2 separate regions of the Homo sapiens genome follow, and region 2 is linked to region 1. The links are chromatin loops, found by intact Hi-C in ENCODE. Cell type or tissue: pancreas. All regions are shown on one strand.

The links. Peaks named below come from ENCODE experiments on the same cell type or tissue, not always from the same donor. Only the 100,000 strongest peaks of a DNase experiment are listed, where the experiment ranks them.
Region 2: it touches region 1 in a loop (2.1-fold over the local background); 76 of 110 quality-filtered maps call a loop at or near these places.

Annotation. Positions count from the first base shown.
Region 1 is chr10:27,653,486-27,655,985 of GRCh38, forward strand. No RefSeq gene overlaps it. Among named protein-coding and RNA genes, the nearest start is that of LINC02680, 89 kb to the left of the region's middle. In pancreas, no CTCF peak of the experiment used is centred here; no DNase peak of the experiment used is centred here.
Region 2 is chr10:27,563,765-27,566,264 of GRCh38, forward strand. It overlaps LINC02680 (long intergenic non-protein coding RNA 2680), which reads left to right and starts at 2,423. Exons shown (of 3, transcript XR_007062094.1): 1 at 2,423-2,500. In pancreas, no CTCF peak of the experiment used is centred here; no DNase peak of the experiment used is centred here.

The sequences.
Region 1 (2,500 bases):
CTGCATGCTCTGCCCGCCCTGTCTGGCCCTTCCTCTGTCCTGGGAGTGCCTCTTTATTTGCCTGTTGTCCTAGTGGGGCCATGAGCTCCTTGGGGCAGGAGCTTTGTCCTGTTCATTTGTGTCCTTAGAGCCTTGCAGAGTCCCTGGTTGTGGTGGCCTTGCAGGAAAGAAATAGAGAGGGTCTCAAACTCCATGAATGTCTGCTGGGTCCTAGTGTGAGGACAGATTATGAGACAGAGAGGGGACACCCTCTTAGAGGACTTTCAGCCATTGTAAGGGAGGCTCAACCCACAGGTCCAGATGAAGACACCCCCTAGGAGGGCTGGGGGATGAGGCCTCTTCAGCAGGAGTAAGGATCTTCTTTCAACACATCATCTTTTAGGAGGAGAAGTCAGGGTGAAGTGTGGGGCTCCTGGAGCCCTGCCAGGCAGTGGTCAGTGCTGGGCTTTCGGAAGTTTCTCAGGCAGCAGCATCAGGAATGAGGTCAAGCAAAGAGAGGCTCGGGGGGAGGTTATGTCAGGGGAGGCTGGGTGGGGAGGCTCAGGGGGAGGCTGAATGTGGGGGGAGCTGCCCCTTGAGAGGCAGAGGCAGGGGGGCCACGATGATGCAGCCACAGGCCCAGGAGGAGGATCAGTGAGAGCAGCTGGCACTGGAAGGGCAGCTTCCCCTGAAGCAGAGAGGAGATGTGCTGCCAGGGAACCCCCAACTTCCTACCTCATTCCTCTAGTTAATGGGTTGCACCTGCTTAGGAATGGCAGGCACCTTCTGAGGGGTATCGGAGAGGCATTCAGCTGTTACTAACACCAGGGGTTCAGTCTAGGTCCCATTGCTTGCTGCACAGAAAACCAATCGTGGAGACAATGAGTACTGCCACGGATGAAGGCTTTTTCCGGTGACAACAGCCAGAGAGATGGGAGCCAAACCTCAAATCCCTCCCTCCCTGCAGATGGAAGTTAAGGGTTTATATAGCTGGGAAGGACAACAAGAAGGGTGAGGAAGAGGAGGTGTTCATCAGGCAGCAGGTGGTCAAGTGAGGGGTCTCATCATAACCACATGCGGGAAAACAGGCATTAGGGATGGTATCTGTTCTCACGCTGCTGATAAAGACATACCTGAGACTGGGTAATTTATACAGAAAAAGAGGTTTAATGGACTCAGTTCCACATGGCTGGGGAGGCCTCACAATCACGCTGGAAGGCAAGGAGGAGCAAGTCATGTCTCACATGGATAGTGGCAGGCAAAGAGAGAGAGCTTGTGCAGGGAAACTCGTGCTTATAAAACCATCAGATCTCATGAGACTTATTCACTCTCATGAGAACAGCATGGGAAAGACCTGCCCCCATGATTCAATTACCTCCTACTGGATCCCTCCCATAACTAATGGGAATTTAAGATGAGATTTGGGTGGGGACACAGCCAAACCATGTCAGACGGGTAAGGAAGAGGAATGGCCAATAAGCAGCAGCAGGTGCATCTCATTGTACAAACATAAGTTTCTAAAGCTTCCGTTCTATAGGCATTCAGCTTGTTGGAAAATTGGGCTGTTTCACTTTCAGCCCAAATACTAGGCCAGTAGACAAAACTGATTGTTCACAGAAGAGTGGAGAGGAAGTGAGTCCAGCAAGCCAGCACAGTGGAGGTGGCTTCCTTCTGCTTCCCCTCCTCTGCTCTCTCCCTTCTCTGTGTCCCAGGCTCCCTGGCCCATTGGAGGCTGAGGGTGGGAGGGAGGGAGAAGCCAGGACATTCTCTCTGCATCGGAAGGCCCCTTGGGCAGTGGCCTTGTCTCCTTCATGGCTCCAGCTCCCTGAGTGTTGCCTCTCCCTCTGTGGTCTCAGCTCCCCCAGGCCGGCCCATGGAGGTCCCAGCTTCTTTCCAATGGCCTGGCTCCTGGGCTCCTCTCGCCTCTCTAATCCTTAGCATCCCTGTTTGACCTCTCATCTCCTCCATCACTTCTGTGACCAATTCTCTGTACGTAGCTTCCCATTTTCAACTATCTAGTGTGTTTTGTTTTCCTGATTGTACTGTGACTCATACGGGGCCTAGGAATAAACTCCCCAATGTAAGAAGGAAAATATAATATTCAAAAGGCAATGAGAACACACTTTTGTAAAAGATTTGTTGCATAAAAAAGAAGTCAATTTTAGACAGCATCTGCTATGGACTCTTACTAACATTTAAGAAAACATGTGCTCTATGAAATAGGATTGAAATAAGTCACCAAACTGAGATTTAAAAAAATATATTAAATGGGACAAGGAAGGAATACTACAAAATACAAGATGAAATAAAAGATTTCAATTAAGATCTCAGAAAACCACGTTAGTAATATAGGGCCTGGTACAGTGGCTCACGCCTGTAATCCCAGCACTTTGGGAGGCCGAAGCAGTCAGATCACGAGGTCAGGAGATGAAGACCATCCTGGCTAACACGGTGAAACCCCGTCTCTACTAAAAATATAAAAAATTAGCCGGCCATGGTGGCAGGCGCCTGAAGTCCCAGC
Region 2 (2,500 bases), 90 kb before region 1:
GAGGCAGGGTCTTGCTCTGTTGCCCAGCTGGAGTGCAATATTGTAATAATGGCTCACTGCAGCCTTGACCTCTGGGGCTCAAACAGTCCTCCTGCCTCAACCTCCTGAGTAGCACTACAGGTGCATACCACCATGCCAGGCTAATTTTGTGTTGTTGTAGAGACAGGGTCTCATTGTGTTGCCCAGACTGGTCCCAAACTCTTGGGTTCAAGAGATCCTCCCACCTCAGCCTTCCAAAGTGCTAGAATTACAGGTGTTAGCCACTGCACCCAGCCTCTATTATTATTTTGAACATTTATTGGTTAGAAAACTGAGTAATAAGAAAAGTAAAAGTTTTTGTCCAACCATATCTTATTCATTTTCCAGTGCTAATCTTTTCTTTATGTAGATCTGAGTTTCTGACCTGTATCAGTTTCCTCCTCTTTGAAGAACATGCTTCAACATTTCTTGCAAGGCAGGTCTACTGGCAACAAATTTGATTTTTGTTTGTTTGAGAAAGTTCATTTCTCCTTCACTTTTGAATAATTTCTCAGGGTACAGTATTCTAGGTTGGTGGCCTTTTATCTCAAAACTTTAAACACTTCCCTTCACTCTATTCTTGCTTGCCTACTTGCTGAGGAGACATCACATGTAATTCTTATCTTTGCTCCTCTAGAGATAAAGTGTTTTTTTTTCTTTTGCCTTCTTGAAACACTTTATCTTTGATTTTTCTTCAGTTTGAATATGATATGCCTACATGTAGGGTATGTGTGTGTGTGTGTCTGTGTGTGTGTGTGAGAGAGAAAGAGAGACAGAGAGAAAGAGAAAGAGAAAGAGAAAGAAAGAGAGAGAGAGATTTATCCTGCTTGGTGCCCTCTCAGCTTCCTGGATTTGTGGTTTGGTGTCTGACATTTATTTGAGCAAAATTCTCAATGATTATTGCTTCACTTAATCTCTTCTGTTCCTTTCTCACTTCTTCGTTTTCTGTTTTTCCAATTTGAATATTTCTATTGACATTTCCTCAAACTTAGTGATTCTATCCTCAGTCATATTCAGTCTACTAACAAGGTCATCAAAGGCTCTTCATTTCTCTTACAGTGTTTTTGATTTCTAGCATTTCTCTTTTTAAAAATTGTAGTAATAGCATTTAACATGAGACCTATTCTTTCAACAAACTTTTAAGTATTAGCTATAGACATTTAATTGTACAGCAGATGTCTGGAACTTATTCATCTTGTATAACTAAATCTTTATACCCAATGAATATCAACTCCCCATTTCCCCCTCCCCGCCGCCAGCCTCTGGCAACCAGTCTTCTTACTCTCTGTACGGGTTTGGCTTTGGCTATTTTTAGATACTTCATGTAAGTGGAACCACTTATATGAAGCATCTAAAAAAGTATTTGTTGTCCTGTGACTACCTTATTTCACATAGTGTAATGTCCTCCACATTCATCCATGTTGTCTCATACTGTAGGATTTCCTTCTTTTCTAAGGCTGAATAATACTTCATTGTTTGCATATATTTTCTTTATCCATTCATCTGTCAATGGACATTTAGATTATTTTCCACATCTTGGCATACATAAATAGAGTTCCTTATCCTTAGTTCAGGTCTTCGTTAAAACCTGAACTTCTCCATTACCACTGTAATCTGTAACATTAACATTCTCTAATGGATCTCTCTGAATCTGACCTTCCATCATTCAGTCTAACTATTACATTGTTAGTAGTGTATTTTTCTAAAAGGCAAAAATAATAATCCTTGGTAATAGATGAGTAGCTCATAAGAGGCTTAGTCCATTTTGTGCTGCTAAAACAGAATACCACAGACTGGGTAATTTATAATGAACAGACATTTATTGGCTTATAGTTCTGGAGGTCGAGAAGTCCAATATAAAGTACTAGCATCTGGTGACGGCCTTCTTATGCATCATAATGTGGTGGAATACATCATATGGATGAGAGAGACAGCAAGAGGGGACAAAACTCATCCTTTTATAAGAAACCCACTCCTAGGCTGGCGCAGTGGCTCATGCCTGTAATCCCAGCACTTTGGGAGGCTGAGGCAGGCAGATCACCTGAGGTCAGGAGTTCAAGACCAGCCCGGCCAACATGGTGAAACCTCATCTCTACGAAAAATACAAAAATTAGCCAGGCATGGTGGCATGCACCTGTAATTCCAGCTACTCAGGAGGATGAGGCAGGAGAATTGCTTGAACCCAGGAGGCGGAGGTTGCAGTGAGCTGAGGTCACACCACTGCATTCCAGCCTGGGCAACAGAGTGAGACTCCATCTAAAAAAAAAAAAGAAAAGAAAAAAAAGAAAAGAAAAGAAACCCACTCCTGTGATAATAAACCTACTCTCACAATAATGGCATTAATCCATTTATGAGGGCAGAGCTTTTACAAACTAAACACCTCTTAAAGGTCCCATCTCCCACCACCTCCACATTGGGGATCAAGTTTCCAATACATGAACTTTAGGGGACACATTCAAACCATGGCATAGGTTAATCTTTT